2 separate regions of the Homo sapiens genome follow, and region 1 is linked to region 2. A link is an interaction called in ENCODE POLR2A ChIA-PET data of the cell type or tissue named here. Cell type or tissue: PC-3. All regions are shown on one strand. Each heading gives the region's core, and the rest is flanking DNA. Links, peaks and the distances in the headings are about the cores only.

The links. Peaks named below come from ENCODE experiments on the same cell type or tissue, not always from the same donor. Only the 100,000 strongest peaks of a DNase experiment are listed, where the experiment ranks them.
Region 1: POLR2A ChIA-PET joins it to region 2 with 11 read pairs; 17 of 35 experiments call an interaction of 5 or more read pairs at or near these places.

What each region holds. Positions count from the first base shown.
Region 1 is chr11:8,691,749-8,702,616 of GRCh38, reverse strand. It overlaps DENND2B (DENN domain containing 2B), which reads left to right. Exons shown (of 20, transcript NM_213618.2): 14 at 1-45; 15 at 3,227-3,404; 16 at 3,643-3,684; 17 at 4,981-5,092; 18 at 5,951-6,190; 19 at 7,068-7,154; 20 at 8,487-9,265. The coding sequence ends at 8,521. Among named protein-coding and RNA genes, the nearest start is that of SNORA3B, 12 kb to the right of the region's middle. RefSeq lists enhancers at 1-499, 2,862-3,647, 3,648-4,435 and a silencer at 3,361-3,655. In PC-3, for the core only: no CTCF peak of the experiment used is centred there; no DNase peak of the experiment used is centred there; H3K27ac peaks cover 557 bases.
Region 2 is chr11:8,855,319-8,871,638 of GRCh38, reverse strand. It overlaps a transcript of DENND2B not described here. Among named protein-coding and RNA genes, the nearest start is that of AKIP1, 48 kb to the left of the region's middle. RefSeq lists enhancers at 7,705-8,205, 8,206-8,706. In PC-3, for the core only: no CTCF peak of the experiment used is centred there; a DNase peak (open chromatin) is centred at 7,588.

The DNA of each region.
Region 1 (10,868 bases), core at 1-8,000, 170 kb after region 2:
ACTGCTGCTGGAGCGCCGGGTCATTTTTGTGGCAGATAAGCTCAGGTAGGGCCCAGCCGGGCAAGAAAGCAGAAGGGAGGGGGGAAGGCACACCCACAAGCGAATCAGCAAGTGTTCAGGAGCCTAAGCAGGCGCCGGAGACCAGTGCTGGAGTGGGGCTGTGCGTAGGGAGATGGAAGACTAGGTGGAAAGGTAGCACCCCTGTGTGGGTGAGGGAGCAGGGTTTGGGAGCACACAGATGGCAGGATTGAGAACCCTGTGGAGGGCTTGGCCTGAGGGGAGAGGGAGGGATATTTCTTCCTTTGCAACAGCCAAGACTGTGCAGGTGCCGGGATATGTAAAGGGGAAAGGTTAAGAAATTGAGATTTTTGGTGGATGGTTGCATTTCTTCTGGAGGGGGAGGCAAAGCCATCTCAATGGGATGCTGAGTTTGAGGAAAGAGCTGCTGTGAGGAAGGGGCAAGAGCACTGACCGGGGACAGTGTGAGGAATGCTGAGCCAGCCAGCGAGGGTCCTGTGGAGGGTGTCCCCTGGAGAAGGCAACTGCAGTGGCCCAGGGCTGGGCAATGGGAGGGCTGGGGAGAAGGATGTGATGGGGGCACTGAGGTGCAGAGAGGAGAGTGGGTGAGGAAGGCTGGCCAGCCCACACCGGGAAACAGATGATGTGCAGGGCCTGGAGGTGCCAGGGAAGTCGGGGAGCTGGTTTAGGAGGAGTAAGAAAAGAGCTGGATGGGTCACAGGTCTTGGTCTGAAATGCTGGCATTTATGATTTTAGAGGTAGAGGTGTCGAGAAGGTCTGGTGGTGGCCATGGGAGGGGTGGCAGAAGTGATGGTCACTGGACGTGAGGCAGTTTAGGAAGTAAGAAGTCGGAGCTCTTCTAGACAGCCAAGGTTTAAAAAAGAAAAAAGTTTTATGTCAGTGGTGGTTAGGGGGTGACACAGGCAAGGCACAAGTGATACGGCTCCGATGAGTGCAGGAACACTAGGGTTTTTGGTTCTTATGCTGGTTTAGATAAAACGACACCGACACACGTGGAGTGGTTTTAAGGAGCGGAGAGTTTAATAGGCAAGAAGGGAAGGAGAAAGGCAGAAAGAAGAAAGTACAGAGACAGAGGGAGAGAGGCTCCAAAGCCGAGAGAGGGAACCCCAAGTGTTGTGGATACCAGCCAGTTTGATAAGAAGGCTGGAGGAGGCGGTGTTTGATTTGCATAGGGCTTAGGGGATTGGTTTGACCAGGCATGTCATTCATGTAGCCCCTCCCCCCCCCCCCCCCGGAAGCTGGCCTTCCCATCCTAGCCTTTTAATATGCGAATGTAGGGCGCCTGATGTTCTACACACGTGGGAATATGCGGGGCAGCCATGCTGCTAGGCACCTGTAGGGGCAAGGGCAAGAGGACAACGGTGGGAATTGCCATGTTGGGTGGACCCAATTTCTAATGGTCTTCATTTGCATATCAAAGGTTGCCTGCCTGGCTCTAAGAGCCGGGGCTTTCTTTCCAGACAAGAAACATTTTTGAGCTGCTTTAAAGGAAATGAGGTACAGTGGCTCACGCCTGTAATCCCAGCACTTTGGGAGGCCGAGGTGGGCAGATCACAAGGTCAAGAGATCGAGACTCTCCTGGCCAACATGGTGAAACCCTGTATTAGCTGGGCCTGTAGTCCCAGCTACTCAGGAGGCTGAGGCAGGAGAATTGCTTGAATCCAGGAGGTGGAGGTTGCAGTGAGCGGAGATTGTGCCACTGCACTCCAGCCTGGGAGTGACACTCTGTCTCAAAATAAATAAATAAATAAAAATTTAAAAATTTTTTTAAAAAAAGGAAACAAAAACTTTTCCTCTCTCCATAAAATAATTTCTTAGTAAGTCCTACAACAACAGGATGGGTTATTGGCAACATGTTACATATTGTTTTGGTCAAAGAATCCATCCCAAGCAGTGGTTTCTCTAGAGTGGTCATTTGGACATTGATTAAGCCACCTTAAATGTCAGGTGCTCACAGGAGGGCAGTGAAGGAAAATCCCCGTTCTGGTTTGTCCTCCAATAAGTCCTGAATCCCTGGGGTATTTCCTTCCGTATGTATGAGGAAGCAGTTGAGAGGAAACCGAGAAATGAACTCCCGATTGCCTTCAGAGGGACAGGAACGCAGGCCCATCCTCAGCCCAGGAGAAGAAAGGAGGAAGAAAAACCAGAGCTGCTGACTTTTCCATAGAGCACCAGGGTTTAGAAAGGAAAACTGCCCCTCACTTGTTCCCATCACAGCCTCAATGCTTCTGTGTCTCACACTTCTAGGTGTTCTGTGGGCCCATCAGGCCCTTGTGAAGAAATCTAGCCCAACAGCTGGAATGAGCTGGGTACAGCAGTTCCAAGAGGCCCCTCCTGTGTACCAGCCATGGTCATTGTCAGCCAACAAAGCCCCTGACTGCCCAGCTTTGGTGCCCTGGCCTGGCCTGACCTTAGTGGCCCCTAAGAGAGCCTGGACCATGAGGTTTCTTTTCCTGAAGGTTCTACCCTCTAATTCAGGGCTGAGCTTCCTCTTTGCCACCCTGCCCCCCCCCAGGCCAGCTCCCGTGGGGCTGTGAATACAGCTATTGTTTCCTGTGGTTGCAGCTGCCTCTGAGCACATTCCAGGACCATTCTGGGAGGGACGATCCCAAGGTCTTGTTCTTGGCCTGGCCGGGTATTCAAGTTCTGCCAATCTGGGGTCTTGGAAAAGATGTCCTTCCTGTTCTGCCTGGGGTCTGCCTCTGGCTGGAGAGGGGAGGGGTAGGTCCAGCCAGCTCATGATCCGTTGCTGATGTTTTAGGTTTTCCACAAGTTCTTTGTCCCTCTTGCCTAGTTCTGATGTGGGGTGGGAGAGGGTACCCACGATCTGCATTCACTGGCCCTAGGGGTTTACAAAACCTACTGCCTCCTCAGCCACGGGCCCACTGATGTGCCCCCCAAACCCGAGACAGCCCTTTTCCAGATCTTTGTCAGATGACTGTCCTGCGGGTTGCTGCATACCTTCCTGGCTGTTTGCAGGTACATTTCCCTAAGAGAGTAGCATTGTTGTCCTTGAGGCGCTACGCAGTGGGAAAGCGGGGACTTTACCAGTCTGCAGGGTCCCTGAACCCCATTAGCATTTTTGTTGCACTGGGAGGTTTACGATCAAAGGCTGTCCTGAGCCTCCAGCGAGCTCTAAGTTCCTGGGCCTGGGCTCAGGTACTCTGTCTCTCTGTCTGCCCATCAGTACCCTCTCCAGCTGCTCCCACGCGGTGGTGGCCTTGCTCTACCCCTTCTCCTGGCAGCACACCTTCATTCCTGTCCTCCCGGCCTCCATGATTGACATCGTCTGCTGTCCCACCCCCTTCCTGGTTGGCCTGCTCTCCAGCTCCCTCCCCAAACTGAAGGAGCTGCCTGTGGAGGAGGTGGGCCACCGGGGGAACCAGCTGGGGGGAAGGGTGGAGGGGGAAGCAGGTGCTGGGATCTTACTTGTGGCCCCTCGGCCTCTTTACCAGGCTCTTATCCTTTCTCCCTGGGAGGTCTATCCCCGGCTGGAGTACTTCCTGTTAGCTGACCCTGGGAACCTGGGAGGTCTGGAGGCCTGGCAGAGGGCATTGCGGGACTCATGCCCTGAGCCACTCTGCTAATGACTCCTTTTCTCAGGCGCTGATGGTGAATCTGGGATCTGACCGATTCATCCGACAGGTAAGAGGGTGGGTGCTTGCTAGAGTTGGGCTCCTGAGCACCCTGCACCATCACACACACTACTCAACCTTCACAACCTGTTTGTTGAGCTCTCTCTCTGGGTTCAGTACTACTCACAGACTAGTCAAGGGTGGGGAGAAGCTGGTCTTGGAATCCTTGACCTTAGCAGGGTCCGCCTTTCCAGTGACATCATGAGCTTCTAGAAGGCAGTGTGGGAATTTGAAGAACACGGCCTGGGAGTCCACAGACTTGGCCACTGGACTTTGCCCCCTTTGAGCCACATGGTCTTAGGCCTCTAAATTCTTCTGAGCTCTAAAGGAGAGGTGGTGACAACACCTGCCTTGAAATGTTTGCTGGGGGTTACACAAATAACTATAGATTGTTATGTAACGTACAGGTTTGCAATCATTGTTGTCAACTACAAAAAGCCTTTGTTAGTCGTGGAAATCCTCCTGGCTCTCTACAAAGGAGCACAACCCAGTGCTCTCCCCTATGGAAATGTACTTATTGTCTGTTACACACCAATGACGGAGCTGAGGACTCCCTGGGTACCAGGCATAGTGATGTGGACACAGAAACAGAGTATAGAGACGAAACAACAGTCTAACTTCATTCCTGAGACACAGGCTGGCCACAGTCCCCCTGCCCCAAGCCAACTGTGCCTCCTGCCTGGAGCTGAAGATGGAGGAATTGGGGAGACCTAATCAGGAACCCCTGGCTGGTCCTGGTCACAGAGGCCAGTGAATGCCACACTGGCTCTACCCCCTTTTTTTTTTTTTTTTTTTTTTTTTTTTTGGAGACAGGGTCTCACTGTCATCCAGGCTGGAGTGCAGTGGTACAGTCATGACACTGCAGCCTCGACCTGCCTGGGCTCAGGTGATCCTCCCCATGTCAGCCTCCTAAGTAGCTGGGAGTACAGGTGCATGCCACCATACTTGACTAATTGTTTTTTTGTGTGTGTTTTGCAGATAGAGGGACCTGCTAAGTTGCCCAGGCTGGTCTCGAACTCCCTCCTGGGCTCAAGCGATCCTCCCGCTCAGCCTTCCAAAGTGTTGGGATTACTGGCGTGAGCCACTGCGCCTGACCCTCTACCACTTTTAATCTCTGTAATCTTGGGCAAGTTTCTTAACCTTTCTGTGCTTCAGTTCCTCATCTTAAAATGAGGTTGATGATAGTTATGAGGGTTACTGGGAGAGATAAATGAGATTATCTACTCACGCTCTTCTAACAGGTCTTAGCACATAGTAAGTGCTCAGTGTCAGCTATGATTGTCACTGTGCTTTCTTTCTCCTGCAGATGGACGACGAAGACACGTTGTTACCTAGGAAGTTACAGGCAGCTCTGGAGCAGGCTCTGGAGAGGAAGAATGAGCTGATCTCCCAGGACTCTGACAGCGACTCCGACGATGGTGAGAATAGTGCCCGGGCACGGTCAGCTCTGCTCCAGGCTCCCTCTGCTCTGGGTCAGGGCCCCATAGGGCCAGAACTCTGCCTCTGCACACCAAACCCTTTCTGGCTGATGAGGACCTTGGTCTCACTCTAGCGTCTTTTCTACCCCAGGTAGTTTAGGAAGGAAAACCCAAAGACATGTGGCAACCCCAAAGATACTTTCTGCTGACAGAAAACTAATTATTCCTCCTTCTGAGGCCTTGCCTCAAGCCATTGCAGGAGATGAAAGGCACTTCCTCTTCCTTGGAAGCCAGAAAAATCACTTAGGGTGAGGGATATGATGAAAGTGGTGCTCTGGTTTCTACTTTAATTCATCCAGCAATTATGTTTCAACTTCCATGTTCAGAACATAGTTTCTGGCCTTCTGCAGCTCGTAGGCTAGTTACAAGGCTATGAGCACAAGAAAGCAAGCTTCCAGAGGCCGGGTGTGGTGGCTCACGCCTGTAATCTCAGCACTTGGGGAGGCCAAGGCGGGTGGATCACCTGAGGTCAGGAGTTCGAGACCAGCCTGGCTAACATGGTGAAACCCCATCTCTACTAAAAATACAAAAAGTGCACCTGTAATCCCAGCTACTTGGGAGGCTGAGGCAGGAGAATTGCTTGAACCCAGGAGGCGGAGGTTGCAATGAGCTGAGATGGCGCCATTGCACTCTAACTTGGGCAACAAGAGTGAAACTCGGTCTCAAAAAGAGCTTCCAGAACAGAAGAGTGGTACTGGCTGGAAGTCTTGTTGGGGAGAGGAAGACTACACCAGGAAGATTGAGGAAGGCTTTGCAGGCTCTTGACCTGAACCTCAAAGATTGTCTTTTCCCTTCCAGAATGTAATACCCTCAATGGGCTGGTGTCGGAGGTGTTTATCCGGTTCTTTGTGGAGACCGTTGGGCACTACTCCCTCTTTCTGACACAGAGTGAGAAGGGAGAGAGGGCCTTTCAGCGAGAGGCCTTCCGCAAATCTGTGGCCTCCAAAAGCATCCGCCGCTTTCTTGAGGTTTTTATGGAGTCTCAGATGTTTGCTGGCTTCATCCAAGACAGGGAGCTAAGAAAGTGTCGGGCAAAGGGTAAGTCTTGGTTATCAGCTCTCTTCTCTAATTTTTTCACCCACAGCAGGGCTGAAGAACCAGGCACTATGATGGAAGCTCTTGGACATCAGCTAGGGCCAGGCCTCTTAACATCCCTTTACCTCTGTTAGAAACTTCAAGGTAGCATTCTTCTCCTCCGGCCCCAGTAAATGCCTTCACAAGGCTATGCACAAGCTAAGCCACATGGCTAGAGGTAGGACTCATCTCCACCTAGGAGCAGCATGCCATTGGTTGCCCACCCCCTCCTCAAAGAGAAAGATAGGAGAAAGCCCTTCTATCCAGAGAAAAGGAGCAGACTGAGCAATTTCGGGGGTTCTGAGAACCCAGTGGTTGGGAATTCCCTTACAGAGCATTGGGCCAGCTGTCGTAGGTTGGTGGCAGTCTTCATTTAAGGCAGATGGTTATCTTGTTTTTTGCTATTTCATCAGCTCATTCGAGGGCTTTTTCATCTCATCACAATTTTTCTGTCTAACCTCAGGGTTAGTACTTCTTCTGTCCTCTAATACTATCCATTTAGTATAACAACCTTTTTGGAACAACATGGTAGAGTTGTCTGAAGGAAGCTAGAGATGTCCACTTGGGGCAGCTCTGAACTGAGAAGCAGCCTCCTCACCTAGTGCAGCTTGGGAATGTGCATGGGGAGGCAGGGTGGCAGCAGCAAACCCCGGCAAGATGTCACTAATGATCGCCTTGATGAGCCAGCCCGAATTCTAGTAAGATGCTCCTGCAAATTATCATCCCAGATGTTTTCTTTCTCCTTTTTTGGCATCTGTGCTCCATGGTTCCCTTCATGTAGGCCTCTCCTTCCCTTCCTCCAATGACTGTTCTCTTCCCTGTGCCTGTTTCTTTTACCCAGGCCTTTTTGAGCAGCGAGTGGAGCAGTACTTAGAAGAACTCCCAGACACTGAGCAGAGTGGAATGAATAAGTTTCTCCGAGGTTTGGGTAAGTGGCCTTGTTACTGATGAGATAGATGTTCAGCAAGAAGGAAGGGGCTGGGAGATTTGTGTTCCCGAATACTCTAAATCAATGTCAACAGGTGTTATACTGGGGCTGTAGACAGAACAGGATGTAGACATCCCATAGTGACTAGAAGGTTCTCAGCCAGAATTCCAAGGGCATTTTGCACAGTAGTGGTCCTTCAATATCTGTGGGGGATTGGTTCCTGGATACCCAAGGATACCAAAATCCACAGATGCTCAAGTCCCTTCTATAAAATGGCATAGTATTTGCATATAACCTGTGCACATCTTCCCATATACTTTAGATCATCTTTAGATTACTTATAATACCTAATATAATATAAATTTTGTTATTTTATTTTATATTTTATTTATTTTATTTTAGAGGCAAGGTCTGGCTCTGTCACTCAGGCTGGAGTGCAGTGGTGCAATCCTAGCTCACCGCAGCCTCAAACTTCTGGCCTCACGTGATCCTCCCTCCTCCACCTCCTGAGTAGCTGGGACTACAGGCATATGCCATTACACCTGGCTATTTTTAAAATTTGTTTTGTAGAGATGATGTCTTGCTATGTTGCCCAGGCTGGTCTCAAACTCCTGGGCTCAAGTAATACTCCCATATTGACCTCCCAAAGTGTTGGGATTATAGGCGTTAGCCACCATGCCCAGCTGTAAATAGATATTATACTGTATTGTTTAGGGAATAATGACGAGAAAAAAAAAGTCTATATATGTTCAGTACAGACACCACCATCCATTTTTTCCCCCAAATATTCTTGATCTCCAGTTGGTTGAATCTATAAACATGGAACCCATGGACGCAGAACTCATGGATATGGAGGACAGGCTGTATTTACCATATTGCATTACAAAGAGGAATCCCAGGTTCCCACATACATCAGGTCTTTCTGTTTGCACTCCTTCCTGAGTGAATATGAAGGCCATTAGAGCCAGTGAGCTTTCCTCTAGACCATAACAGGTCTGCAGACACAGCAGTGCGAGTGCCCTTCCTGCAAAATGCACCCCTCCCTGCAGGGTGCTCAGCCCGCCAGATCAGAGAATCATAGCATGTTTCTGTTTAAAGAGAAATTGAGACCAAAGAGGTTAAGTGGCTTGCGTAAAACCACACAGTGATTAATACCGGTGCCCTAATTAGAGCTCTCACGTGTTTTCACTACCCTGGATCAGATCACAGTTATAATCCAGTCTTCCTAATCCTTCCTCTCCCACTGACAGGGTTAGGGCTACAAGGAGGAGAGGGAGTGGAGGTTGGAAGGGATAACACTGAACATTCTCTCTTGTCCTCTCTGGCCCACAGGCAACAAAATGAAGTTTCTCCACAAGAAGAATTAAGCCTCCTTCTCAGTAGCAGAGTCCAGTGCCTTGCAGAGCCTGAAGCCTGGGGAGAAGGCCCAGCCTGGGACCCTCTGGGCTGCTGTGGCTCCTCTGCCCCCACAGATCCTATCCTCCAAGCCAGCCCACCTCTGCCTTCATCATATCCCAGGATACTGTTTGTAAATAATCTGCTGTAAGCTTTCTTAACTGTTTTTTGTAACAAGCAAAGAGAATATGGCAAATATTTGTATATTCCCAAGGGGCCGGGTGCTTTCCTGTCCTGCCAGAGCATGGATGAAGTTTCGCTGGGTGCTCGTGACTGGCCAGTTTTGTGCAGCTGACTGTCTCAGCCAAACCACTGATCTTCCCTGGAGGCCTTCGGCCTGCCTGCCTGCCTGAGGTCCCCGCTGCCAGTCCCGGGCCCTGGAGAGCAGATGCTGTCTTGTTATGTACAGGAGGACCTTTTAAAAAAATCAAGTTTCTATTTTTTGCTGGTAGTCCGCATACCCATACCCTCTGTTTTTGAAAGGCAAAGGCCAATCAGTCCCCATTTGTAGCATGGCACCAGGGTCTTAGGCCTAGTCCTCTCATTCCTCCCACCCTCCGAGATGGTCAGTGTGTCATGGGAAGCCCACCCCCAGCTCTGCCAGTGCTCTCTGGGCCTGGCTCCCAGTCAGTGGTGGCCACGATGCGGTACAGGGCATCCCTCCTTCCCATCTACGGGTGTTCTCAATAAACAATGTACAGTTGTTTGGGCCCAGAGCCTCATGTGTTCCTTGGCTTTGTTATCTAGTTCTCTCTCCTGGGAATGGGCTGGGACTGGCCAGTCAGGGATGAAACACCATCACACAGGGAACTGAGTACTAGATTAAGGGGTTAGCTTCAGTGTGAGTCACTGACCTCCCCTGAAATGGAGTTCTCCAGCCTAAGTTGCATGACCGGTCTTAAGAGTTAGAAGATACCCAGTCATTGCAGTAGTTCAGCTTCCCTCAACTGTTCAGCCTGTGCTTAAGTGTTTCCAGTGATGGAAAGAATGCTCTTTGCCCTTCGGCCCCATTATTAGGTAAATCTTAACATTTTCCTCTTCTGCCTGAAGCCCCTAAGATGTCATTGAGTGTCCTAACATTGGTAGAGTAAAGCCCAGCTAATGCCAACCCAGGCTTGGGCATAGCCCTGACCTACTCCCTGTGACTCTTGCATGTCACTCTGTGAATCGTTTTTCCATTGGAACCCTAGGTTTTCATACAGAAAGTACGGTTACATTCCATGGAAGAGGAAGGAGAGAAGCAAGGTGGGAAATAAGGACGATTTAGGCTTTTCACCCACCAAGGCCTTCGGAGAGCAGAGACTTTGCAAACTCCCAAGTGAGGCATTAAGCTGCAACTATTTTCTTTGGTATTGTGTTTGGGTCTGACAGGATTTGAACCATGAGTAAAGTTTTCCTGTCCTTCCACCCTGTTGAGAGATGATCCCATCCTAAGTTTCCTTCCCCTCTTCCTCCTCCCCATCTCCACTGAGGCCTGCACAGGCCCCAACCTGTCCATGGTTTGGGCCTGCCGTCAGCCTCACAGAATAAAGTGGAGGGTTTGTCTTCTGGGAAGGCAAAGTCATTTTCTGGCTCTGCCATTTGCCAGGACTAGGACAGAGATTGAAGCCTCATGAGTCTTCAGTTCAGATCAAGAGAAAAGACAAGGATTACAACCAGAAGACTCAGAGTGGGAAGTAGTTCCCTCCAGAACTCGTCGCTCTTAACTCAGCCTGGGCTTAGGACAGTCATAGAACCAGATTCCTTAATAAGAAAAATACAGGCCATGCGCGGTGGTTCATGCCTGTAATCCCAGCACTTTGAGAGGCCGAGGCGGGTGGATCACGAGGTCAGGAGTTCAAGACCAGCAATGGCCAACATGGTGAAGCCTCGTCTCTACTAAAGATACAAAAAATTTGCCAGGTGTGGTGGGGTGCCTGTAATCCCAGCTACTGGGAGACTGAGGCAGGAGAATCGCTTGAACCCGGAAGGCAGAGGTTGCAGTGAGCCGAGATCGCGCCATTGCACTCCAGCCTGGGCGCAGGGTGAGACTCCATCTCAAAAAAAACCCAAAAAACCAGATTTAATTCCTAAAAGGCTAAAAGGTACATGCGCTCTCTCTCCCTTCCTCCCCAATTCTCCACCCCTCCTTTTTCAGCATGGCTCCAAAGAACCACTTTAGACATGTGATCCGATCACAAGATGTGTATGTGTAAATTTTTTTTTTAAATTTGCATTAACGGGGTCTCACTATGTTGCCCAGGCTAGTCTTGAACTCCTGGGCTCAAACAGTCCTCCTAAAGTGCTGGGATTACAGGCATGAGCCACCACATCCAGCCT
Region 2 (16,320 bases), core at 3,187-11,186:
AGTACCAAAAGTAGCTTCTTTGAATTTCATTTGGGTTTTGTAGGGCTCCCCCGAGGCCCGAGAACTGGGAGAAGGGAAAGAGCTCATCGGTTTGTTTGAAGGCCGGCGGGCGGTGCAGGCAGCTTTTCCCAGACTCTCCCAGCTCCGGCTTTTCACGCATACCAGAAGAGCCGCTTTTTTCCTCCAGTGATTGAAACCATCTGGACTCCAGGGGGGTCACGTGTGTATGAGAAAATGACATAAAGTTTCAGACCCCGTTGTGCTTTGCTCCAGACCCAGACAACTCTTGGTCGGATGGTGAGGAGGTGAGGGCCGTCCAGTTTGGGGGCCAACTTCTCCTCCCTGCTGCCCCCGGCCCCCGCCTCCCTCACCCCTGTCCCCCACCCTCCCTCGCACACTCTCGGCGCGGCTTTCTCGCTGCCTCCGGCGCCTCCGAGCGCTCCCCTCCGCCGGGCTCCAGCAGCCCACCCTCTCTGTCTTGGGTGGAGGCGCACATCCTCCACGCCCCCTCCACTCAAATCTGCGCTCCCTCCCCTCTCTCTCCCTGCAGCCCGGCCGCAGCCCGGGGCGCGGATGCCTGCCCGCCGCCCGCCCTCTCTGCAGGAGCGGCTCCTCCTCCGGGCCGCGCGGCTCCCGGCGAGACCCCATCCAGGCGCCGCGCCCGGCCCGGCTGGGGAACGCAGAGGTAAGCGCCTCCGGGCCGGGTGGCCCCGGTTCCCGCGTGCGCGCCCGGTCCCGCCCCTGCCCTCCCAGCCCTTTTCCCTCTGCTCCCGACTCCCGGCCCCGGCAGCGGTGTCCAGCTCCGTGAGTACGCGCGTGGGGGCCGCCGCAGGCGCAGAGGAGCGGGGCTGGTGGGGTCCGCCCTCCCGGGCGGTCAGTAGCCGCCGGCTCTGCTTTCCGGCCCGGCGGGGGCCGCGCGGTTGGGGGTGGGGAACCTCGCGGCCAGAGTCCGGCGGTGAAGAGCTGCCTGGTGCCGAGCGGAGACCCGATCTCGGGACGTCCTGGGAGCTGGCTCTGCGCACCGCCTTGCCTCTCGGTGGCGGCATTCGAGCTCCTACCTGGAGCTGTTGCAGCTTGTATGCAGGCTCCTTGAAGAACGCGCGCGCGCGCGCGCACACACACACACACATACACACGCACAACACACACAGACACACGGAACTCAAACAAAGGAAAATTAACTTTGCATGCTATTACTGCAACAAGTTAAACTATGTTTATTTGTGGATGGTTCACTTTTTGCCCTTGTGCAGACACGCACTAAGTATTAAAGGGTCCACACTCTAGTCAACGTTTATGGCACGTTATCCAATAATTTAGTAACTGAGTAGAGTTCAAGAGACAATGTTTTCAAGTGTTTCTAAAGAGGGCTTATTGCATTTTCCTGGGATCTTTATATGAAAGTAGTTGATGATTAATATGAATAAAATAACTTCTTCATTAAGTGAGAAAATTTGCCTTAGTACAGCCTTAGTCCAGCTCTTGCTTTTATTACCAACCAGGTGTTTCTGCTGTTTGGATAGCAGGGTCTTGGGAATGGCAAAGAGGTCATTATCCCATCTGCAAGACTGTTTTCAGCTACCTCTTAGCTGCACACACTGCAACTGGCCATTTTGGGATGGGGCCACAGGGTTAAAACCCAAAGGGCTGCATTGTTTTGTTTTAATATTTTTCAGAAGGTGAATCCCTTAATTGATTTTTTTTTGCCAGAATTAGGGGTTTCTAAAAGGTTAGACGTAATCTGGGGTCCAGAAAGCTAATCCAAGATAGAGACTGAATTGTTCACAGCCTATCTCCCTTGCTGAATTAAGGACCGCACAAGGCCAGAACTCAAGAAGAGCCTGTTGAATGCATGAAGTGAAGGCTTCTTAAATTCTGCTGGTCTGGCAGAGAGTTCCTAGGTGACTAACATAGATGTAACCCTCCTTTTTATTTATCTGGCATATATTTTTTATTTAAAAAATTTTTTTCTTTTTTTTTTTCGAGACGGAGTCTCTCTCTGTCCCTGGAGTGCAGTGGCGCAATCTCGGCTCACTGCAACCCCCGCCTCCTGGGTTCAAGCAATTCTCCTGCCTCAGCCTCCCGAGTAGCTGGGATTATAGGCGCCTGCCACTACGTCTGGCTAATTTTTGTATTTTTAGTAGAGATGGGGTTCCCCATGTTGGCCAGGCTGGTCTCAAAGTCCTGATTTGAGGTGATCCACCCGCCTGGGCCTCCCAAAGTGCTGGAATTACAGGCGTGAGCCACTGGGCCCAGGCTATCTGGCAAATATTACCTTTGGAAAAACTCCCCAAGATAGGGGGAAGAAAAATTGTTCAAGTGTATGTATGGGAAATGTTATCCCCTAATTGGGCCAGAAGGGCACCCATTTTGGTAGACAACTCCAAGGCAACTCTTACCTTAAAAGTATTTTTTTACTGAACGCTTAGATTGGATTGGCTTGGTAATTAGGGAAATCCTTGGTCTTGAGTTTGTGGACTCCTTGGGGAAAGAGAAGTGACATTTGAGTGAAGGATAATTTCAGATCAATTGGCTTAGAACAGGAATGTCCAATCTTTTGGCTTCCCGGGGTCACACTGGAAGAAGAATCGCCTGGGGCCGCATGTAAAATACACTGACTCTAAGGATAGCTGATGAGCTTAAAATAAATCGCATAAAAAATCATAATATTTTTAAAAGTTTACGAATTTGTGTTGGGCCACACTCAGAGCCGTCCTGGGCGGCCCATGGGCCGCAGGTTGGACAAACTTGGCTTAGAATCTAAGAATTATAAAGCTCAAGGAGAAAATGATTCTGAGGCAGGGCGGTTTCATAGAAGAGGGGAGAGCCTTGAAGCAAAGTATGCTTCTGAAACTGGTGGAGAGTTGCTGGGGAAAGCTTTCAAGAGAATGGAGAGCAGACCATTTGGACTGGACCTAGAGAGAAAAGTAATAGCATCTGCTCTATGCCACCTGCCAGCTCTCTCTTTCATCCTTCAGTGTTGTGACATAGGTATTGTTGCTCTTGTTTTAAAGATGAGGGAATTCTTGTTTTTAAAAAGACAAGATCAAAAAGATACGTAACTGGCTTGGGATGACACAAGTGGTAAAGTGGCAGAGCTGGAATTCCAATGCCTGGCTCTCAGACTAACATGGGTGCTTTCACAGCTGCCTTCTCCAAAGAGCAGTGGGAGGTCCAGTGGAAGCCGAACTGTGGTCAGGTTGAATTCTGGCTCAAGGGCTGGAACTTTATCCTGTAGACATTGTTTAGGTTTTAAAGATTTTTGAGAAAAGGAGCTATGGGTAAAGCAGTGATTTTAGAAGATTAAGGTGACATCTATGTACAGGAATGTGACATGCTCATCACAAGTCATGTGCAAGTCATAATTCCTAATGAGGAGGTTCAAAAAGGAAATGTAGCCAGGATATCTGGGTGTTTCAATTCCTGTCTCACTTACTGTACCCTGCAGCGAGTAGCTTGGTTCACTGGGTAAAGAGCTAGTTGGAGTGACCACGGGGCTGCTCTGGATCAGAAAAGAGCTGAATCTTACCAGGCATACGCTGAAATGGAATGTGTATGTGGATCAATGCCACTGCTGGTTTGTCCTTTATGTTCCCCCATGTTTCGCAATGCTTTGGTTTTTTCTTTCATGACTACCCTGAGAGGTAGATCAATGTTGTAATTTGTTTAAAAGCTTTTCCTCGCCCTAAACATCTTAGGTAAGTTGATGTGCCTTTTCCTCTCATATTCTCTTATTTCTTAAAAATGCTGAATTTTGGCCAGGTGCTGTGGCTCACACCTGTAATCCCAGCATTTTGGGAGGCAGAGGCAGGCAGATTGCTTGAGCTCAGGAGTTGGAGACCAGCCTGGGCAACATGGTGAAACCCTGTCTCTACAAAAAATACAAAAATTAATCATGCATGTTGGCATGTGCCTGTGGTCCCAACTATTCAGGAGGCTAAGGTGGGAGGATCGATCACTTGAGCCCAGGAGGTTGAGGCTGCAGTAAGCCATGATCATGCCACTGCACTGCAGCCTGAGTGACAGAGTGAGACCCTGTCTCAAAAAAAAAAAAAAAAAAAAAAAGCTGAATTTTAAAACTTGGTACTAGTAAGGTAAAAGTGAATTTAGATTACCTTTCTTAATTATGAGAAAGATTAACATAAAATATACATTTATTTCACTTTGTGTTATGGAGGAAAAACAGGAGGCCTTTGTAGAGTTCCTGCGTGGGGATTTAGAAGGGATAGGAAAGCCAGGATTTAGAGATGTGCAAAGGTCTTCCTACCCCTCCACATTTCTTACCAGTTAATCGTATTGTTCATGTATACAGCTTATGGAGCTTATAAGGACATTGGACACCCACATTTATAGCCAGGCCCTTTGATTCTCGGCAGATAATGGGCTCAGGAAGGGCAGCAGTGGGTGGAGACATTTTACTAGAATTAGTCTGCCGCTTTGAATACAATCTGGATTTCTTGCTATTTCTTGTGCAACCTGTACGCCGTTTCCTCTGAACTTGCTAGTGCTCTGGAGACTTGGTTGTTTGGCCAAGGAATATCCCCTAGCAGGAGGGCTCACTAAGGAGGGGCAGCTTGACAGGCAGAAAAGTGATGTTTGTCAACTAAAGAAGTTTTCTTTTAATTAATGTTAGAGTCACCCATGGTTTTTTGTCAAATAAAAAATGCGAAATCAAAATATGATCTCGGTTCTCCACACCCATTTTTACCTTTAAGAGCCTCTCACACCTTGGAGAGCTTGCCTTACTGAATGGGGTTTTGATAGGTGAAATTATCACCAGGACCTCTACATGGGTCAGGATATGACTCAGTTTGGGTTTTGGACCTCTGAGGAATGTGACCCCTCTTAGTGTAGGGGATTTGGAGTACAAAAACCTGGGTTAAAGTTCCAGCTTTGCCATTTATTCAGAAGTTCCTGGAATTTGATGTTTGAGAGATCTCTGAGCTCAGTTTTCCTAGTTCTTCTAGATCAGGGTAATCCCTTAGGGCCAGATAGAGGTGGTCACACCCTGATTAGCACCTTGGTTCCTTCTCCCAGTTTGTATTTTGTGTCACCTGAAAGTCATTTTATTTTCTCTGTAGCCTCTGGTTATAGGTTATGTGGTCATTCCTCCAGAGAATGGCAAAGCTCATTGTTGGTTGGGGATCATTTGGTATGTCTTCCCGGGAGAATGCTCTTGAACCTAGTTTTGAGAGTTGGGGCCTCAAGAAGAGACTTTGGCAATGCCCTTATTTAAATGTTAGAAATGTTTGGTTGCATTTTTGATGCATTGCTTACATAGTTAATGTTTTTGTATTTGGTACTTGTCATTTTAATAATTTATTAAACAGGTGATTTAGGTTTTCTAAGATAGCTAAGAGCTTAGAAAAATAGGACTGCAGGTCGGGTGCGGTGGCTCACGCCTGTAATCCCAGCACTTTGGGAGGCCGAGGCAGGCGGATCACAAGGTCAGGAGGTCGAGACCATCCTGGCTAACACGGTGAAACCCCGTCTCTACTAAAAATACAAAAAATTAGCTGGGCGTGGTGGCGGGCACCTGTAGTCCCAGCTGCTGGGGAGGCTGAGGCAGGAGAATGGCGTGAACCCGGGAGGCGGAGGTTGCAGTGAGCCGAGATCGCGCCACTGCACTCCAGCCTGGGCGACAGAGCGAGACTCCGTCTCAAAATAAAAGAAAAAAAAAGAAAAAGAAAAATAGGGCTGCAATATCCTCTTTAAAAATAGTCTAAATTATTTTTTAGTGGGGATGGCATTTGGACAATTCCCCAGGACTGGAATATCCCTTTGATACTCAGATGTAATCTCCTAGTATGGTAGAACTTTGACTATTTTGACCTCCTCCACCTCCAAATATCCTTAAATCTTTCTGAAGAGATTTAATCTCTCTTAAAGAGATCTCACAATTTCCCTGGGAAACACTTTCTAAGGAAGGTTTCCAGATTGATGATCACAGATTATCTCCTTGTAGTTAGCTTTTCTTTTAATGTTTCCTACTTTTACTGTTTTCCTGTCCCTCTTCAATGCACACATGTTCACAGAGTGAACAAATTGTCTTTCCTGGACTCCAAAGGCAGCTACCAAATGTACAGACTGTCCCATCTGTACCCATCCTTTCCTTCCCTTCCTCTGGCTAAACAAGCTGAGCTTTCTCTGTTTTCCTTAACAAGTCTCTCTTTTTAGACCTATGATTATACTTGTTGCTTTGTGTTTTGTTTTATGCAGGAAGTTCATATCAGATATGTTGGCAATTAGAGCTTTCAAACTGGAAGGAGCCTTTTGGAGTAAAATATATATATTTTTTTCTATCAGCATAAGTAATTGTGGAATATATGTAAACTCTGGAGATGATCTTTTAAAAAAATTACCATCAAAAGAATTTTACTCAAGTCCTTTAAGGGCTTAAGAAGAATCCAGCCTTTGCGAGATTGCACTAAAAGTAACAGATTAGCCCAATTAAGGCCTATCTAGAAGTCTGGGAATCATTTGTTTAAACTGGAATTTAGGATCTCCATGCAAATATGATAGAAATAATCTGCTTAACCCTTTGTTAGTAGCATTAGAAATAAGCCCCTTTTTATGGGACTCTTAATGATAAAAGGTCATAGTAATTAGAATATGCTGGGAATTTGTCCCTGTTTGTTAATGTTTTGGAAACTCCTTTGAGTAGGCAGGGGTCACTTTGGGTGGCTTTTTTCTTTCTTTGATGTGAAGTTGGGATCTTGGATGTAAATTTAGCCAAGGACAAGTTTGAATTTAGATTTTTTAAATTTTTTCCGTCTTGTTCCATTCTTCCTTTTGGAGGCGGCTAACTAGAGTGGGGTAAAAAGTGCCTTTAATCAGAGTCAGTGTCCTGAGACTGTCAGACACTGGTCTCTGGGAAGTGCTCTGTATCACTATCATTTATATACTTTTCCTTTCTTGTGTCCTATAGTTTTTGAATATCTCCTGCGGAAAAAGCACTGGGGTGTGTACGGGCATCTGTTTATTCTCTTATTACCTTTCTTCAGTGAATATGCTTAATGTTAGGGGTTTGATGAATCAATGAGTGGATGAAGTTAAGAAATTAGATGGAGGCCAGGCCTGGTGGCTAACACCTGTAATCCCAGCACTTTGGGAGGCCAAATTGGGAGGATTGCTTGAAGCCAGGAGTTTGAGACCTGCCTGGGCAACACAGTGAGACTCTGTCCTTATGAAAAAAATACAAAAATTAGCCGAGCGTGGCGGTGCGTGTCTGTGGTCCCAGCTAAACGGTGGGCTGAGATGGGAGGATTGCTTGATCCTGGGAGGTCAAGGCTGTAGGGAGCCGAGATTGTGTCACTACACTCCAGCCTGAGCAACAGAGTGAGCCCCTGAGTGAAAATAACAACAACAACAAAAGAAATTGGATGGGAAATTAGTTTTGGATATGAGTGTTGGGTACCTCCTGATCCAAATATTGCTGTTGGGAAGCAACTGTTTTTACAACACTCTGGTCTCTGGAAGCTGAGATGACCTCTGTTAAGGCTCATCATGTGGGGATATATTTTCTAGTGAGTAAACAGGGCCTAGTCAGTTATTTTTTCTATTAGTCATGTTGGATTACATTTACTGTTGCCGGGAACTCTAGTTAGCATAATATCCCCTTGAATTAGGAAGTGCCACTCAATAGCTGTCTTTCTCCAGGACTGCCTGGAGAAGCTTTTCTTGAAAGTCTGGTCTTGCCTCTTGAGCCAGGGATGAGTGCATTCTAAGTACTTAGACCCAAAAGGCTTCTTCTACTGGGTCCAAGTCCCAGGGGAATGGAAATTCTCTTGAAAATAGTATAATTGTATGGGAGGGGAATCAAAGCTTTGTACTTTTCAGTAGTCACTCGAATCTGTACATAGATACCTGGAGATAAAGAAAACCCAACTTGCAAATGAGTATTTGGTGCTGTGGGTTAACATGGAAAAATGGCACTTAAGGTCAAAGTATATTAATTGAATCCTTCTTGTCCAGTTAATCAGCAATATCAGTTGTGAGGATTCCGTTTTGCTATTTTTCCCCCATTTGTACATTGACAGGTCACTCTTTTGAATTAGAATAGCACTCAGGACCACAGTGTTTGCATAGGAAGTGGCGTAAGAGGCAGGCCGGGCGCAGTGGCTGACGCCTGTAATCCCAGCACTTTAGGAGGCCGAGGCGAGCGGATCTCAAGGTCAGGAGATAGAGACCATCCTGGCTAATATGGTGAAACCCCTTCTCTACTAAAAATACAAAAAAATTAGCCAGGCGTGGCAGCGTGTGCCTGTAGTCCCAGCTGCTGGGGAGGCTGAGAGGTGGAGCTTGCAGTGAGCCGAGATCGTGCCACTGCACTCCAGCCTGGGTGACAGAGCAAGACTCGGTCTCAAAAAAAAAAAAAAAAAGAAAGTGGCGTTAAGAGTCATGGGGCGTGGGTAGAGGCCACTTTATATCTTGTTTCAGAGGGCCATTTAAAATTTTTTTTAATTAATTAATTTACTTACTTATTTTTAGAGACGGGGTCCCCCTATGTTGCCCAGACAGGTCTCGAACTCCCAGGCTCAAGCAATCCTCCCACTTTTGCCTCCCAAAATGGTAGGTTTAAAGATGGACCATTTTTAAAACCTCCATGAGTAGCTCAGTGATCAGAATTAGCTAGAAATAGCTCTGCCAAAAGGTATTGGCAAAATAACATCTAGCAGCCTTTGTCTATTTCAGGTTAGGTTTGTTCAAGAAAACCAATTTGGGAGCAGTATGATGTGCCCAGCTCTGTCTACATTTGAGTCGCCTACATAGTTCCCATGTATTTGTCACTATTTCTGGTCCCTGGAGGGCTGGGGTAGATCTCAGGATATGAGGCTCAGACTTGGTTGAAGCCACATCAAGAGCTGTGGTCCTGGTGGGTCAGCGTTATTTTCTGCGGCTTATCACCCAGGCTAGGCGTGTGGGAGCATGGGTGGGTAGGACAGGGAAGAAAAACAGAAGACCAGATAGTTCTGTGGAAACTGAATAAATAAGTGAAAAAGTTGGCCAGGCACTGTGGCACTCACCTGTAATCCCAGCACTCTGGGAGCCCATGGCAGGTGGATCTCTTGAGCTCAGGAGTTTGAGACCAGCCTGGGCAACATGGTAAACCCCTATCTCTACAAAAATTAGAAAAATTAGCCAGGCACAGTGGCACACACCTGTGGTCCTAGCTACTCAGGAGGCTGAGATGGGAGGATCACCTGAGGTGATCACCCGAGGTTGAGATTGCAGTGAGTCGAGACTGTGGCACTGACCTCCAGCCTGGATGACAGAGTGAGACCCTGTCTCAAAAAAAAAAAAAAAAAAAAAAAAAGAGTGAAAAAGTTAATCTTTTTCCCCTCACTGACTTGGACCTTTGTTCTGTTGGAAACCCTTATCACTTGAGGTCATTTTATTTATGTATTTATTTTTAAATGTTTCATTATTATTATATTTTAAAAATATGTATTTTTTATTTCAATAGCTTTTGTGGTACAAGTGGTTTTTGATTATATGGATGAATTGTGTCTGAAATTTTAGTGTGCCAGTCACCTGAGTAGTGTACATGGTACCCAATATGTAGTCTTTGTAACCCTTCATCTCCCCTCCCTCCCTCCCTTCCTCCCCCTTCTGTGTCTCCATAATCCATTATACCACTCGATATGCCTTTGCATACCCATAGCTTAGCTCCCACCTATAAGTGAGAACATACAGTATTTGGTTTTGCATTCCTGTGTTACTTCACTTAGAATAATGGCCTCCAGCTCCATCCAAGTTGCTGCAAAAGACATTATTTCATTCTTTTTTTATGGCTGAGTAGTATTCCATGGTGTATACATACCACATTTTTTAATCACTCATTGGTTGATGGGCACTTAGGTTGGTTCCGTATCTTTACTGTTGTGAATTGTGCTGCGATAAACATATTTGTGCAAGTATCTTTTTGATATAATGACTCATCCTTTGAGTAGATACCCAGTAGTGCAATTGCTGGATTGAATGGTAGATCTATTTTTAGTTATTTGAGAAATCTCCATACTGTTTTCCATAGAGGTTGTACTAATTTATATTCCCACCAGCAGTGTATAAGCATTTGCTTTTCACCACATCCATGTCAAGATCTATTGTTTTTTGACTTTTTAGTAATGGCTAGTCTGGCTGGAGTAAGGTAGAGTATTTCATTGTGGTTTTAATTTGCATCTCCCTGATGATTTGTTATGTTGAGCATTTTTTTCATATATTTCGTGGCTATTTGTATATCTTCTTTTCAGAAATGTTTATTCATATCATTTGCTCGGTTTTTGATGGGAGTGTTTTTTTCTTGCTGAATTATTTGAGTTCCTTGCAGATTCTAGGTATTTGTTGTTTGTCAGATGCATAATTTGCAAATATTTTCTCCCATTCTGCGGGTTGTCTGTTTAATGGTTATTTCTTTTGCTGTGCAGAAGCCTTTTAGTTTAATTAGTTCCCATTTATTTATTTATTTTTGTTGTTACATTCGCTTTTGGGGTCTTAGTCATAAATTCTTTGTCTCACCCAATGTCCAGAAGAGTTTTTCCTAAGTTTTCTTTTAGAATTTTTATGGTTTCATGTCTTAGATCTAAATCTTTGATCCATCTCGAGTTAATTTTTGTATATGGTGAGTGATAGGGATCCAGTTTCATTCTTCTGCGTGTGGCTAGCCAGTTTTCCCAGCACCATTTATTGAATAGGGTATCTTTTCCCAGTTTATGTTTTTGTTTGCTTTGTTGAAGGTTAGTTGGTTGTAAGTATTTGGCTTATTTCTGGGTTCTCTATTCTGTTTCACTGGTCTGTGTATCTACATTTATACCAGTACCATTGCTGTTTTGTTACTATAGCCTTGCAGTATAAGTCAGGTAACGTGATGTCTACAGATTTCTTCTTTTTGCTCAGGATTGCTTTGGCTATTTGGGCTCCTTTTTGGTTCCATATGAATTTTAGAATTGTTTTTTCTAATATTTTCGAAAATGATGTTAGTATTTGGATAGGAATTGCATTGAATCTGTAGATTGCTTTGGGTAGTATGCTCATTTTCATGATATTGATTCTTTGATTTCATGAGCATGGGGTGTATTTCTATTTGTTTGTGTCACCTGTGGTTTCTTTCAGCAGCGTTTTGTAGTTCTCCTTGTAGTGCTCTTTCACCTTCTTAGTTAAGTATATTACTAGGTATTTTATTTGTTTTTGAAGGTATTAAAAAGGATTGAGTTATTGATTTGATTCTCATCTTGGTGGTTGTTGGTATATAGCAGTGCTACTGATTTGTGTACGTTGATTTTGTAACCTGAGACTTTACTGAATTTATCAAATCTAGGAGTCTTTTGGAGGATCTAGGCATCTTTTAGGGTTTTCTAAGTGTACAATCATATCATTAGCAAACAGAGATAGTTTGACTTCCTGTTTTCCAATTTGGATGCCCTTTATTTCTTTCTCTTGCTTGATTGTTCTGGCTAGGACTTCCTAAGGTCATTTTATAAATATTCATAGTAACTAGTTGAAGGCACTGAGATTCCTGTACCTTGGCGGGAAGAACCCTGCTGGATGATTCTCTAGGTGTTTATTTGGGTTATGCCCATTTTCTTTCCCTCTTTTCTTCCTAAGTTTTGATGCTCCTGTTTTTCTGGGAATATTTTGGCTTCATTGTTTAGGCTTTTTTAAGGGCCATGGGGAATTCTGGGGACAGGGGCAGGTGTGACATGTTGCTAGGTATGGGAGGTTTTTACAGCTTGAGAAATTTCCAGGAAAGAAGAGACAGAAAACTTTGTTCACAAAGCATGTGGACAGGAAGTCAGGTGGGAAAATGGCATGGCAGATGGTGTAACTTCTTTGGTCAGCATGCCTGTCTCTGCCAAGATGGGACTGATAGGGTAGTGGGGGTAGTGGGGCAGTGCTGAGGATATAACTTATAATTCACATTATTCCTTGAAGAGAAGATGGTTCTTTGTTTTAAAAGGAAGTATAGTGCCTTACATTGATTTCTTTGAAATATACATGATATAATCCATGAATGAGTATTTGCAAAACACGTGGCCGGGCGCGGTGGCTCACGCCTGTAATCCCAGCACTTTGGGAGGCCGAGGCGGGTGGATCACGAGGTCAGGAGATTGAGACCATCCTGGCTAACATGGTGAAACCCCGTCTCTACTAAAAAATACAAAAAATTAGCCGGGCGCGATGGCGGGCGCCTGTAGTCCCAGCTACTCGGGAGGCTGAGGCAGGAGAATGGCGTGAACCCGGGAGGCGGAGCTTGCAGTGAGCCGAGATCGCGCCACTGCACTCCAGCCTGGGCGAGAGAGGGAGACTCTGTCTCAAAAAAACAAACAAACAAACAAACAAACAAAAAAACACGTTAGTGTTTATCTAACCCTATGCCAAGCCTGGTAGTAGATATACAATACAACTGAGGGAAAGTGATAACCTGAACTTAGAACATATAATTGTTACCTAAAGAATGATATAAAGCAGTACATCATCAAGCTCTAAATTTTGAGTTATTGATACATACAGGGGGTTTGGAGCCCCAGACAAGGTTTAGGACGTGCAGGCTTATGGCAAATCTTGGGCCAAATGGAGGCCTTTGGAGCTTTTGGAGCGCCCAAGGGCTCAGTCTTCAGCCTGTTTCTTGTCTCTGTCTTCACTTTTCTTAGGTGATTCCCTGGCTTTGAAGTACTAGCATTTATGGAATGTTTACTGGCTGCCAGAGGCTGTTGTAAGGGTTTTATGTGCACTAATCTAGCCTTCCAGACAACCTTATAATATAGGTATTTTTATTATCCTTGCTTAAAGGTGTAGAAACTGAGACAAGAGATGGACTTTCTTGAGCTCACACAGCTTATAAGCTGGAGAGCCAGGAAATGACCTAGTTTGGGTGACCAGCCAAGCCCTCGACTGGTTCAGAATAGCCATCCTCAGCTGGTCCTGGCTCCTCTGCTCCTGTCTTTGCAGTCTCTTCTCCACATAGCAATGAGAATATATATATTTTTTACCCTCATATGGAATGCTATCACACTTAGAAGTACAATGCACATTTACTACCAAGTTCTTGTGTGGTCTAAGCCCCAGCTCTCCCATCTGCTCCTGCCTTCCTCCCATCTCTTCTGTCTCATGGCCTTTGCCTGCTCCTAGGATGCTCTTCTCCTTGAATATTGCTGGTTTGTCACCCAGTTCATTTGAGTGTGGGCTCGAGTGTGCCACCTCAGGGAGGCCTTCTCTGCCCATCCTATGTAAAACTGCTCCGAGTCACTCTTTAATCCCCTCCTTTCTTTTTCTTCCTAAAATTATATTACATATTTCTGTGTTTTTCCTGTCTGCTTTCCCAAATAAATAAACTCCATGAAGTTAGGGACTTGATCCATTTGTTTACTGATATCTTTACTTTTTAGAATAGGACATGGAAGGTTTTCTTTAAATATTTGTTAAATAAATGACTAAATGGTATCTTTTGCATTCATTTGCTGTTCATGACTTCACTTGGGTAAAAATAGTGGAGAGGAAAGGGAGGTACAGGTGATAACTACAGCCTGGGTCCTAACTGGTTTTATGTTTATTACCAAGGCTTTGCTATCATAACATGGCCAAGAAAATGCTCAGAAATCTTGGTTGAATGAATGCACTGTGTAATTTGTTCTGGATTCCACACAGAGGGGACAGAATAGTGTGGGCTGAAGTGCTCAGAGAAATTTCTTGGAGGACCTGCAGACTTTGAAGGAGAGATTGGATTTGGTCGAGCATATAGGAATCGAAGAATACTTTTTTTTAAAGGTGGAAGGGCTATAGGGTGAACTAGTCCAATCTTTCTGTTTATAGACAGGAAACTGAGCCCAGAGAGGTGTAGGACCTGCCCAAAGGCACACAACCAGTTGATGTCAGAACCACGTCTGGCATCCAGGTGTTTTGACTCCTAATTTAGTTCCCTTTCTTCTACACAGTGCTGCCTTCAGAATCCAGGAGGACTCTGGGGGTTGGGGAGTAACCAGGGGCAGCATGAGCAAAGGCCCAGAGGCAGAAAAGATGTTGGCTTGTATGGGCTGGAAATAGGTGGTCTATTGGAATCAGCAGGTTTATAAAGGAGCCCATCGGAGACAGACCAGGCTGAATCAGATCCTCTGGGATCTTGAATGTCATCTTGAAGACTTTGAGTTTGGAATGAGTGGGAGGCATGTGAAAATGCTTTGACTATTGTTCTGTCTTTCTCTACAGGGATGGTGACAGAATGGATAGTATAGAAAATGGATTGGAATTGAGGAGGAAACTAGAAGCTAAGAGGAGTTAGGAGGCCCTTGTAACAATCCAGGTATTATTGCTAAGGGCCTAGTATCATTTTAGTTATTTCTGTTTCTGTTTTTAGAGATTTGTGGTGGTTTTTGGAGAAGATGACATGAAATTATCAGGCAATATGTGTATACTCAGCTTTCTAATAGAGTTTGGGGATAAGAAGGAGGAGACCTGGTATTTTGCCTTAATTCTGTATGCGGCTATAAATGACATTTTAGTATCCAGATGATAATTCTTCTAAGAAACCTGGGCCAGGTTAGGACAGGAGGGATACAAGATAACATTATACTGATGTGAAAATAGTGATGGGGCTAAGTGCAGTGGCTCATACCTGTAATCCCAGTGCTTTGGCAGACTGAGGCAGGAGAATTGCTTGAGCCCAGGAGTTCTAGACCAGCCTGGGTGACATGGTGAGACCCTGTCTCTGCAAAAAGTAAAAAATTAGCTGGGCATGGTGGCACACATCTGTAGTCCTAGCTACTCGGGAGGCTGAGGTGGGAGGATTGCTTGAGACCAGGAGTTCAAGGCTGCAGGGAGCCATTATTGCACCACTGCACTCTAGCCTGGGTGACAGTCAAGACCTGTCTGAAGAAAGAAAAAAAAAAAAAAGAAAATAGTGATAGAGTGAGGAGAGACTGAAGGAACAGACGGAAATGAATGGGAGCAGCTGCCCAGAGAGGGCCTGGGCCTGCCTTTCCATCAGGGGAGCTGCCCAATATAGTGGTTGGGGAGTCAGGCATCCAGGGACTTCCAACCAACCTTGCACATTTTTTTTTGGACACGTGTGACCAGTGGAAGTAAAACCTGTCTCCTGGGCCCACAAATGCTTTGGACGGATAAGTTGTGCTCAAGCCTAGGCCCATTCAGGTAGTCCACATATGTTTTCAACCAGAGCTGATGAGAACAGATTGATACAGCCTGTACCAGGCCAGTGAATTGGCAGTGTATGATACTTTAAAAATTTTTCCATACCCAGAAATCTTTTTCCATCTCTAACAAAACACTTTGAAAGTCAGCATAAAAGTGAGAACACAGACTTTTAAATAATATCTTCTACTGGATCTGAAAGTTTTGGATGCAAGAAAAAAATCCTGGATCATTTAACATTCAATGGATATTTATTGAGGAGCACTTCTTAAACACCAGATACTGTGCTGGGTACTAGAGCTTCAGTCTTTTGATCATATTGCATCAAATGTTATTAATGGAACATTAACATTTGATTCTATTTCATGTTAAGCTCTTTTAGCCCCAAACGTTATACAGCTTGGTCCATAAACCTTCAGTTGGTTCAGCCTGTTCACTTATGTTTGTGTTCAGTTGTTGAATGTTTATGTGTAACAGGCAACATATGTTGGGTGCTCAGACAGTTTTGAAGATGAACAAGAATTGGAGAGAGTTCTCCAATTCTCTAGCTGGTTGACTGGAATTTACCAGGTAGATCTGGCAGCTGTCTAGTTTGCTGGGATTCCTCCCAGAGGAGAGTATAGTCAGCAGCAATGTATCCCCTTTCCTTATTCTGTTTGGATTGGGCCCTTCCCTTTGCCCTTTACACCTTCTCCCTAATCCCTGTCTTTAAATTTGAGACAAACGAAAATTAGCTCCTTTGTATTAAGTTTGGGCAGCTCCATCAGGACAGCACTTCCCTGATGATGCCCTAAAGTTAGAAACCCTTCCAGGAGAATCTCTGTTGCCATGTAATCCCAAAGAAGAGCCTTCTCGGCGTGCTGTTTCCTCCTTCCTATGAAAGTTGCTTTTGCCTACTGTGTGGATACAGGGTGCACAGCACTTGGTATTTCTCGGGCTCTTTGCATCTGCCTGCTCCGTTGGCTCACTGTGGGGATGCTGGCAGGGGCTTGGTGTCTTGTTTTCTTAGAATGAATGATGCAGATGAGCAGCCTCTCTAGATGATGGGAAAATTTAGCATGATCCATCATGATCCATCAGGCTAAATTTTCCCGTCATCTAGAGAGGCTGCTGCTCAGAATAAAAGAGAGGAACATAAGATGGGCGCCCAAGAGGAGTGCTTTATTGAGCCTTTAG